Linked DNA regions of Homo sapiens: region 1 is linked to region 2. The links are chromatin contacts, found by Hi-C in ENCODE. All regions are on one chromosome and are shown on one strand. Each heading gives the region's core, a stretch centred on a gene start or an enhancer-like site at or near the end of the contact. The rest is flanking DNA. Distances are from core to core; before and after follow the strand shown. Region 1 overlaps CAPSL (calcyphosine like). Region 2 has its middle 160 kb from the start of RAI14-DT.

What was found. Hi-C counts contacts between places; a loop is a spot of excess contacts on that map. Pooled maps may share reads with other maps.
Region 1: a loop to region 2 is called in a pooled map, with 4 times the contacts of the local background. The contact joins two enhancer-like sites. A Hi-C loop is called at or near these places in 5 of 168 maps with a recorded cell type or tissue (CD4-positive, alpha-beta memory T cell, heart left ventricle and naive thymus-derived CD4-positive, alpha-beta T cell), 1 of 37 single-sample maps with no recorded cell type and 16 of 50 pooled maps.

Annotation. Positions count from the first base shown.
Region 1 is chr5:35,922,409-35,928,192 of GRCh38, reverse strand. The region is part of intron 1 of CAPSL (calcyphosine like); the gene reads left to right. Among named protein-coding and RNA genes, the nearest start is that of CAPSL, 13 kb to the left of the region's middle. RefSeq lists enhancers at 1,555-1,634, 1,725-1,774 and a silencer at 2,972-3,266. Within about 2 kb of position 3,917, at least 3 of the 41 ENCODE cell types and tissues checked have a DNase peak (open chromatin) inside an H3K27ac peak, as active enhancers do.
Region 2 is chr5:34,494,968-34,500,656 of GRCh38, reverse strand. No RefSeq gene overlaps it. Among named protein-coding and RNA genes, the nearest start is that of RAI14-DT, 160 kb to the left of the region's middle. RefSeq lists enhancers at 829-898, 1,349-1,498. Within about 2 kb of position 3,501, at least 10 of the 41 ENCODE cell types and tissues checked have a DNase peak (open chromatin) inside an H3K27ac peak, as active enhancers do.

The DNA.
Region 1 (5,784 bases), core at 2,668-5,167, 1.4 Mb before region 2:
AGTCGCTTTGCAAATTATTGAGCCCTTTTTTGCCCTTCCATCTCTTCTGCCATGTGAAGACACAGCATTTATCCCCTCTGGAGGATCCATAGTTCAAGGTACCATCTGAAAGGCCGAGAGAATAGTCCTTGCCAGGCACCAAATCAGCTGATACCTTGATCTTGAACTTCCCATCCTCCAAAACAATGAGAAATAAATTTCTCTTGTTTATAAATTACCCCATCTATGGTATTTTGTTCTAGCAGCACAACTGTACTAAGACCTCTGGAATGCAATATTTATTTTAGAAGGGCATTTTCCAAGGGGAAACTTATTGAGGAACTATGGGTTTTTGCCATCTACCGTGTAGTAATAGCTAGTTTATTGAATGGACTAAAGCCAGTGCAGATGGTTTAATTTTTTCCATTAATTGCCTTCAGACATGGTCTGTTGTATATCTCTTCTCATACCTGGATGACATTTCAAGTATTGAAAGGTCCACCAAGTCTTAATCAAAATTTCAATCTTATACCCAGTTTCCAAGTACAGAGATAAAGAGCAAAAGCCACATCAAGTTCCCCATCCCTATGGGGGACTGGTCTCAGTGCTCAGGATCAAGCCCGAGCTAGAAGAAATAGGGAATGTTTTGTCTTGGATGAGAATTTAAAAGAAGGCAAATGTTTTCCACCTTCTCGGAACTAGCTTGATGCCCTACAAGCCTCATCAACAGCTGCCTACTGTATACCTTTCTCCTTTCTTCTCTCCCCATAGTAAAATGTTTTCAAAGCACATGGAATCATTATAGCAACCCCAGGTTCCTTGCTATTGAAAATAGCTAATGTAATGGCACAGGTATCTAAGAATTACAGAAATGCCTAAAAATGTTAAAAATCATGACATGGTCTGGCTATGGGGAAAATGGGCTTAACAGCATCAAGAGGTGGGACAGAGGCTCGGAACAATTGGACTGCAGACGGCTGCTGTTGTCACAAGGCTGGACCTGCAGGACTTCCTCAACAGGACAGCTTCCTCACAGTACGTGCTGTCTCAAGCAGTGTGGTGCAAAGGAAGACTGTCCAGGCAAAATCTGGTCCAGCCATCGCGACTGCACATCCCTGCCAGCGGGGAAGCCTCCTTTCCCCTCCTCAAGCACATCTCGCCTCTGTCATCTACACCACATTTGCTGTCCCTTTCTATTTACCTGATTCTGTCCTTCCCTCTCCACTTTAACGCAGGCTAACCCTGCTCTTCTCTTAAGTTCATCCGAGCTGACTAAACCTGCTTCGGTTCCCTTTCAAGGAACGGTCTTTTCCCTGAAAAAGGAAAACCAGGAATGTACGGTCAGAGAAGTCAAAGGAGGGAGAGTTTCCTGAGGGTGAGGTGAGAAGTTTCCATTGGATTTTGCAACAAAGAGGATGTAAAAGCGTTGGTGCCTTATAGTGTCTGGATCAACGATCTCTAGGGTTGCCTCTTTAGCAATAAGATCCCCTTCTGTGTTTGCAGGTAGTTGGCTGCAGATGGAGAGGAACAGAGAAAGGAAGAGAGATGTAATTCAGCTTACTGCCACCAGGGAGCACCAAAGACAAGTCAATAGATGCAGGCTAGGGCTAGAGCAGTTCCCTCTTCCAAGGGTCCTCTTAAATCTGTCTCTGAACCTTACGGAGGGAACCATGAAGATACAGACCCCATGCATTTACAGCTTTCCACATCCTTCCTACAATAATTCGCAAAATCCAGGCGGGAGAGAGTTTGGCGTGGCAGTTGGTTGTGCACCGGGAGGACAGTGGAATGAGACAGCCTTAATGGGACCATTGCTACCGTAGCTACACTCTGCCTCTGCCCCAAATCTCCAGGCTTCTGTGAATATCCTCCCTTGCTGCCAGCCACTGGAGGGTGAGAGTGGAGAGCGCAAGCAACAGCTCTGGATGCCAGCCCCGAGTCCGCCCTCTCCCTCAAACTGCACGTTCTGCCACTGGCCATCTCCTATCTCTTCTTCTCTCTCCGTCCACACGGTCCAGGCAGCATAGCTGGAAACAACAGTCTCCTATTGGCTAGCCTGTCCCGCCTTCCTATCCATTCTTCTCACTTTACAATGCAAACGGCCTTTCCCGTTTTTTCGTTTTTTTTTTTTTTTTTTTGAGACGGAGTCTAGCTCAGCCGCCCAGGCTGGAGTGCAGTGGCGCGATCTTGGCTCACTGTAACCACCGTCTCCTGGGTTCAAGCGATTCTCCTGCCTCAGCCTCCCGAGTAGCTGGGATTACAGGCAACCGCCATCATGACCGGCTAATTTTTGTATATTGGTAGAGACGGAGTTTCACCATGTTGGCCAGGCTGGTCTTGAACTCCTGACCTCAGGTGATCCGCCCGTCTCTGCCTCCCAAAGTGCTAGGATTACAGGCGTAAGCCACCGCGCCCGGCCAGAAGACTTTGTGGTCTCCTGTTTTTTAAGAAGACTTTTTCCCTTTTTTGTGGTCTCCTGTTTTTTAAGAAGACTTCTTCCCCTTTTAAGAAGACTTTTTCCTTTTTTAAGAAGAATTTTTCCCTTTTTAAGAAAACTTTGCGGTCTCCTGTTGCTCTCAGGAGAAAATCCAAATCCCACCCTGGCACCCCAGGCTCTTTGGGATCTGATGGCTGCCCGCCTGGTCAGTTTCATCTTTACCCACAATTCCCCTTTCCCTACTTCCTCCGAATCTTCACTACTGTTCATCTCCCCCTGCCACCCATACCTCTGTTCTCCAACCATACTGAAATACTTGTACTTTCCTAATTATATTGTTTTCTCTCTCACCTTAGTCTGAGTAGTTGGTACACCTGCTATCTAAAATATCCTTCTATCCCCACGTCCCCAGCCTCGATAACTACCACCTTCCATTAGGATGAAAGTTTAGACATCACCTCCTCTGAGAGGTCCTCAGAAAGCCCCACTCCCAGGCCAGGTAAGCCTCCCGTCCTCTTGTGATTGCATCCCCTGCTCAGCCCCCAGGCTGTAAGCGTTGTCTTGGTCCTGCTTTCATCCTACCCCTAGCACAGTGCATGGCGCTTCCTGAGCTCTTAGCAGACCTGTGTGGAAGGCAGAGACTGAACCGCATGCCTGGCCGGGGGAATGTGCAGACGCCTGAGAACACGTGGTGGCGCTGCGGCCAAGTGCGTCGGGAGCGCAGCCTCTTCGCCTTGCACAGGGATGCGCTCCGTTGTCACCACACCGGATCTTTAAGGTTCAGACAGAGTCTTCTACAGGCAGAGACACTTTGTGCACTGCTATGAAGTCGGTGACATATGTTTGGGGACTGACTCTTGCCCTGGTGCCTGGCGCCTTTATTGAAACTTCAAAGCTGAGCATCTCCCTTATGCACTTGAGATCCTGTGCAATCCTGCCTTCCTTAAAAGCCCCGGTGCTTAATAAACTTTTCCCTTCTGCTTAAATACAGGAGATCAGGATTCAAACTAATGAAGACTCTAGGCTATTCAAGGGCTTGCTCCTCTGAGTAATTCCTCACACTCCCACACTCTATTCCAGCATAGTGCCTCGAAAAGAGTACACAATACAGTTAGCTAGTGGTTGGTGAACTGGGTGATTCAATGATTAAAAGGGATGCTTACTATGGGCATTTCAAGTTTCACGGTAGGCTAGCAGGAGAGAATGGACTTTTTTCCCCTTGAATTTATTAGACTCCAGAAATAAACTGCCAACATCATCGCTGGGTAGGGTCAGCCTCAAGAGGTGGGACAGCCTGAGGTACTGGGCTGGCAGTTTCTTGCCTTCCTGGACTCGATCCCACTTTCCTATGAGAAAGCACCATCAAACTGTGCTTTGAGATTCTTATATGTTATTTCACAAACCACAAACATGATGAAGCAGAAAGAGCCCTTAGGAATCAGAAGCCGTCTGTTTTGGTCTTGGCCAGGACTTTTGAGCAAGTCACTTTGCCAACCCAAGCCTTAGTTTCCAAGTTTGCAAAATGAGGTTGCACTAGAGAATCTTCAAGGGTCATACAGTTCTAACAGCATGTGGATTACTGTGAGTCATGTTTCCGTGCGACTTGGGCAAGTTACCTGATTTCTCTGCATCCTAATTTCTTTATCTGTGAAATACCAATAATAGTAGTAACTAGCTCATAGGCTTGTTTTTCTTTTTTAACCTTTGCTAATTTACCAGGATGACTACGTGCCCAGCACACTTTAAATTTTTTTTTTAAATTGACAGATAAAGTTGTATGTATTTACTTTGTATAACATGATGTTTTGAAGTATGTATAATTGTGGAATGACTAAATCTAGCTAGTAACATCTGTGCATGGGTTTTATTTTATTGAGATGAATACACATAACATAAATTAGCAATTTTAAAGTGTATATTACATTCACAATGTTGATAAACCACCGTCTATGTCAAGTTCCAAAACATTTTTATTACCCCTGAAGGAAACTTTACATTCATTAAGCAGTCACTCCCCACTGGCCCTCCCACCCCAGCCCCTTGCAACCATTAATTTGCTTTCTGTCTCTATGAATTTGCCTATTCTGAATATTTCACATAAATGAAATCGTACAATGTGTGACATTTTGTGTCTGGCTTCTTGTACTTAGCATAACATGGCCAAGGTTTGTCCACATTGTGGTATCTATCAGTACTGTGTTCCTTTTTATGGCTGAAGAATGTTTCACTGTATGGCTATACCACAATTTGCTTATCCCTTTATCCATAGGTGGACATTTGGTTTGTTTCTACCTTTTGGCTGTTGTGAATAATGCTGCTATAAACATGGGTATATGTGCATTTGTTTGAGTTCCTGTTTTCAGTTCAACTCAAGGGGTTTTTGTGGGAACTGGACACATGCTTACTACCTAGTGGGGGCACCACTGATGCCTTTAATATTATTCTGAAGGTGTGCAAAGAGGGTCCCACTGGGGATCTGTCCCAGATCCAGGAGCTGGATCTCACTTTCTCTCCATGACTGGTTTTTAGTCTCTGTTTCTCTTCATTCTCACTTACTGTCATGGATGGCAGGGAAAAACCAGAGCAAAATGAATAAGGTGGACAAGGTAGGGGAGATGTCATGGGAAATGAGAATGGGAGGTGAGTGGCTGGGGACAGCCATTGGGCAAGTATCATGAAGCAAGGTCAAGGGTCAGGAAAGATGATGGTGGTCCTGGGAAGGATCAAGACTCTGAGGTGGGTTTAGAGAATGAGAAGGGCATGTTGTTGACACCAGTTCCTGCTTCCATAGGGGTTGGGGTGGGGATGGGGCGCATGCCACTAGCAGAATATGGTCAGGGCAAGAGAATGGCTCAGGCAAGGATGAGTAAGACAGCAGGACATGGCTAGATGAGTGAATTGGTGGTCTTGTCTGTGACTCAGGATTCTGGCTGTTAATAAGGGGACAGTTAGTGCTGAAGCTGGGAACGAGCTCTGGGAATTGTCAGCTTGAGGTCAGGTAACAAAATAGTAATAAGCAAACGCCAGTTATTAGAAAGCTAAAGCTGCCAGGAAGGGCACAGTCTTGGCTGCAGGTGTCCCTGTTGGATGAGAATTGGAACATGCTCCTTGTGTGTGCCTGGCAAGAACGGAGATGGAAGTCTCTAAGCGCAGGGTGTGCCACCGTCTGGAGTTCCAGGGAACCTCTGCTTAGGTGCCAGTGGAAGCAGAGGAAGACTGTGTAGCTTTAGACAGAGCAAGTTTTTCCTAATGTGGAGTAAAGAGCTGGGACGTAGACAGGTCTCCTTCTTGACCCGAGGTTCAAGAGAACTGAAAGGAATTGCTCCCACCTTCATCCACATACTGGGAATCTGAATACAGGGCAAGAA
Region 2 (5,689 bases), core at 2,252-4,751:
AGTCCTTACCTTCCTACTTTGGGTCCCATTGTCTCCTTTCTTAATCTCCCAGAATGACGTAATTCAAATCCCTGCAAGAGAGACTTTTATTTGGCCAGCACATCTTTTGGAGCAGACAATATCACTGGCTTTCAGCTAGACGGTGCATTGACCCTATTGGCTCTGGTAACCAGAGGAGGATGGGTTCACTGACCCAAATCATGCCTGTCCAGAAGGGGCTCTGTGCAACACAGTTTCCGGGATTGGTGAGTGTAATGCCCGGAAAGTTTGAACATGCATAGAAATCCCTAAGGCAAACAAGAATTTATTTGTAATATAGTAGATAGAGCGCTGGATGTGGAGTCAGGTGTACCTGGTCTTAAATCCGCTCTGTGATGTTTTTGCAAGTCTGATATTTCCTCATCCTTAGTTTGCTTGTAGCGAAATAGGTGTTTTGGCTGGACGTGGTGGCTCATGCCTGTAATCCCAGCACTTTGGGAGGCTGGGGCGGGTGGATCACCTGAAGTCAGGAGTTCGAGACCAGCCTGACCAACATGGTGAAACCCCGTCTCTACTAAAAATGTGAAAATTAGCCGGGCGTGGTGGTGCACTCCTGTAATCTCAGCTACTCAGGAGGCTGCGGCAGGAGAATCACCTGAACCTGGGAGGTGGAGGTTGCCGTGAGCCAAGATCGTGCCATTGCACTCCAGCCTGGGAAACAAGAGTGAAACTCTGTCTTGGAAAAATAAAAAATAAATAAATAAATAAAAACAGATGCTTCATTTAGGTAGAGAATGCAAGCCCTAAAACTTAAAAATGCTGAAACGAAGTCATAGCAAGAAGTCTAGCTGTGGGTGGCTGCCGGCATTGGTTCAGGGTCAGCTTCTCAGAGCATCTCTTGGCCTTTCTCCTATACTTGTCCCACCACAGTTGCATGATGGCTTTTACAGCTGTAGACATCCTGTCCTTCTCCAGATAGGAAGAAAGGGGAGGTGGTGATGAGCCCATGGACCCAAGTTTATGCCTATTAGGAAAAGCGAAGGGCTCCCCAGACTCCCAGCAGATTTGCACTGATGTCTCTTCTGCCAAGGCAGTGTACAAGGCCACCCCTGGCTACAGGGCAGGCTAGGACAGGGGTATTTGTGTGGGGCTAGACATAGGTTTCCCAGAACAAAACTGAGATTATACCAGCAGAAACACAGGAGAGGGGACAGGCATTAGGAAGGTGGGTGGGATATCGCAAAGGGGTTAAATCTATCTGATCTGTTTCCTTCCAGGGTGGTTGTGAGGATTAGACATTTGTGAAATGTGCTATGGGGTTGTATTAGTCCATTCTCACACTGCTATAAAAAGCTGCCTGAGACTGAGTCATTTATAAACAAAAGAGGGTTAATTGACTCATAGCTCTGCATGGCTGGGGAGGTTTCAGAAAACTTACAATCATGGTGGAAGGCAAAGGGGAAGCAAGTACTTTCTTCACAAGGCAGCAGGAGAGACAGGAAGTACCACACTTTAAAACCACCAGCTCTGGTGAGAACTCACTCACTATCACGAGACCAGCATGGGGAAAATCACCCCCATGATCCAATCACTTCCCACCAGGTCCCTCCGTCAACATATGGGGATTACAATTTGAGATGAGATTTCGGTGGGGAAGCAGAGCCACATCATATCAGGGGCCCTTCTCAAAATGAAAACATGAAGCTCCCCTACTTGATCATTCTATTTCCTATGGCTGTTTTCCTAAAGATCGGCCCTTTTTTCCACTTTACTTTGAGAACCACCAAACAAAATTGAGTCTGGCCTGACACTGCGTACCCTTTTCCCTTGCAACCTCATCTCTTCATGTGCCCTTTGCCCTCTGATGACTCTAACCTCTTTCGAAGGTCCTTGAATTCACTAAGATTTGTTTACTCAAGGGCCTTTACTTTTGCAATTTTCCCTGCTTGGAGCAATCTTCCTCCTTTCTGTTCCTTCTGCAGAGAAGTCTACCCTGACTCTCAACCAATGTGAAAAATCCCCTTGCTCTTTCCTGGCTTTCTTTCAGAGTGCCGAGCACAGTCTTCATTTCTGGATAGTCTATTGATTAGCATTTATCTGCTTGAAAGGCAGCCTAACTGTAGCATTTGAGGGCCTGAGTGCTGGAGCTAGACTACCTGGATTTAAGCGCTTCCCAGCTGTGTGATCCCGGGAAAGTTATTTTAATGTCTGGTGCCTCAGTTTCCTCATCTGTAAAAATAGAGATATTAATATCACCTACTTCATAGGGTTGTGGAGGGGATTAACTGTTTATATTTGTAAAGTGCTTAGAGCAGTGCTCTGTGCATAGCAGAGATTATGCGAGTATTACATAAATAAAAGAAATAATACCTGTTTCCTCCACGATACTGTGTGATCTATAAAGAGGAGAACTGTATCTGTTCTTTCACTGTAGTGGTTAGCACAGTGCCAGGCCATGTTATTGTTGTTGTTGCTGTTGTTTTACATCCAGCGAGTATTAAATATTTGCCAAATAAATGAATAAAGAAATAAATAACTGAGTGATGTTCTAAATTGGAGTGGGAGTAGAACAACGTTGCAACATCTCAGGGTTTCAGAAAATATTATTTAAGAAGTAGAAGGCTGGGTGCAGTGGCTCATGCCTGTAATCGCAGCACTTTGAGAGGCCGAGGTGGGTGGATCACCTGAGGTCAGGAGTTCGAAATCAGCCTGGCCAACATGGCAAAACTCTGTCTCTACTAAAAATTCAAAAATTAGCTGGACATTGTGGCACATGCCTGTAATCCCAGCTACTCAGGAGGCTGAGGCAGGAGAATCACTTGAACCCGGGAGACAGAGGTTGCAGTGAGCTGAGATCGCGCCATTGCACTCCAGCCTGGGCAACAAGAGCAAAACTCTGTTTCAAAAAAAAAAAAAAAAAGAAGTAGAAGTTTCTAGCTCCATTGGGAGTTGAATTCCTGCCTGTGGGGTTTGTTGGAACTGAATCTTCCATGACAAAGTGTGGGACTGGTGTGGACCATCAGTAGAATCATTGCTTCCCCGCTTCTCCTTGCTTCCCCGCTTACAGTAATTGCCTCCTCTTGGAGAACTGCTAGGTCTCAGACCACCTAGGAAGTGGAATTGAGACCCTGTGAGACCGATGCACAGGCTCCCACCCATGTGGAAAGCTGCAGCCCTGATTAGGTGTTTGGCTGGCTGACCCCACCACCCTTGGGACCGCGGTTTCCCTGAGTAGCTTGAGCTCTGGCCCTGGTCACGACTCAGGGTTGTTCTGACCCTCTCAGAAGAGAATTTTCCAAAACCCCAAACAACGACAGCTTTATGGGCCAGCTGCACTCTGTTCCCTTTGAGAGGCAACCAGAGCTCTTAAATCACATGAAAAACACATCCAAGTTGTGCTGTGGGGACTCACATCAGGCAACTGGCTGCTCTACTCAATTCTTGTCCAACACTAGGTCTCCAAGGAGCCATTTGAAGCCCAGTCAAATAGACCTCGATCACCCTGGCTGGCTGCCAGAGCCTGATGGTCCTCTGCCTTCAGAGCCTCTGCAGCGTGAGCGCTGGACAATTTCCTGTGGCCCATGGTCTCCCCAGCCAGGTTAACGTTCAGCCTCCCTGTCTTCTGGATCCCACCTTGTTTTTCTGTTTTGTTTGCTGAACGGCCTCAGGGTTTCCCCTTTCCTGCTCCAGCCCATCTGGAAGTCTCTTTATTAACAGTTTATTTGCAAGCTCATGGTGGTCTATGAACTTGTCTGAAATTTCCTGGAAAAGAAACAACTGCTTGAGTCCCAGGGGAACCTTCTGTCAGTCTCTCCTCAGACAATTCTGAGTGGCTATTCATGTGGTATGTGGCTACTCCTCCCCTTTCACCCACCCCCACACACCTTGAAAACAGCCTCCAGCTCCAATAAAAACATTTCAGAAGTCCTGACAGAGAGCAAAGACTGCGTTCTACTCCTAAAAGAGTGTAGCCTGCAATGGTACCGAGTATGTGGGGGATGCCACCTTCTAGGTGGGCTCTTCAAGGATAGTTTGAGGAGAAATCCTAGGCGAGCCTTTTAGAAGCTATTACTTGCCGTTTGTTGGCTTGTGAGCGAGAATTTCTAGCCCCGCCGAGGTTTGGTTGTGAGAACCAAGCCGTGAGCTGGGGAGGAGGGGAAGGGACCGATGCTGAAGATCTGCTTCCTATTTCTCCTATTCCTCCCTGCCTTCCTATTTCTGCCCACTAGGATGAGCGGTCACTCCGAGCTCTTCCTCTGAGGGCACTCCAGAGCCTGGCAGCCAGCTCCCGAGATTCCCTCCCTATGCAGCTTCTTCAGTCAATCACCTCTCGGTCCTTGGCAGCAGCATCCACTTCCCACAGGAGGCCCCGTCCTGAAAGAGAGGGAGCCAGGCTTGGCTTCTGCCCCCGTGGTAGGCCTTGGGTAGCAACACACTTGCTAACACCCCCACTTTCAGGCAAATCCCATGTAACTACTCAACAGACCTTGCATTTTCTTAAGGCGAAAGGTACGAAACACAACTTAAAATGCTGATGGCTTTTGACTAGGAACAGAACTCAGAAATGACCAGTTTGCAGGTGTTCAGGTTTTCTTAAGCCACAGTAACCTGCCCTCCAGTGAAATCTTACTGAGAAGCCCATGGGGGTGCCCGAGAAGTGGGGAAGGGTCCAGGCCCCACAGACTCGCTCCCTGATCCTCTTGGTAGTTCCTGAGGTTCTCATGCCAAATGCCTAATATTCTCTAGAGCCCACTTTGAAAGTCACTCGTTTCCATGGAGCAAAGTGTAACTAACTTGAGAACCCAAAGGACTCGCCCAAGGTAGGTGTTACTTGGAGACCTGGGCACAACTGGACCCCAGGTCTCTTAAAATCAGGTTTATGCACTTAGAGAAATTCTGCTAAATGTTTTTTCTCTCTGTCTCTCAATACACACACACACACACACACACACACACACACACACACACACACACACACGGAGTCTTACTCTGTTGCCCAGGCTGCAGTGCAGTGGTGCAATCTTGGCTCACTGCAGCCTCCTCTTCCTGGGCAATCCTCCCACCTCAGCCTTCCACATAGCTGGGACTACAAGTGTGAGCCACTATGCTGGGCTAATTTTTGTATTTTTTGTAGACACAGTGTTTCGCCATGTTGCCCAGGCTGGTCTCGAAATCTTGGGCTCAAGTGACCCACTCACCTCAGCCTCCCAAGGTGATAGAATTATAGGTGTGAGCCACCACACCTGGCCTTAATGTGCAATTTATTAACCACATTTGGTTTAGAGTTGGTCCTATGGTGAAACGGTTCAATGCTCATCCCTCTTCTGTTTTCATTAGTTTAAGTAATTGTTCTTGGTCGGCATATTAGCCAGCCAGGGCTGCCAGAACAAAGTACCAAAGGTTGTGTGGCTTAAACAACAGGAATTTATTTTCTGACAATTCTGGAAGCTAGAAACTCAAGATCAAAGTCAGTGGGGTTGGTTCCTTCTGAGGACTGCCTCATTGATAGATGGCCGTGGTTTTCTCTCTGTAATTGTCTGTGTTTAACTTCCCTCCTCTTATAAGGACATCAGTCATATTGGAATAGGACCCTTCCATATGACCTCTTTTTATCTTAATTACCTCTTTGAAGTCTCTATGTCCAGATATATCACATTCAGAGGTACCAGCGTTTAGGACTTGAACACATGAATTTGGAGGGGGTGAGACC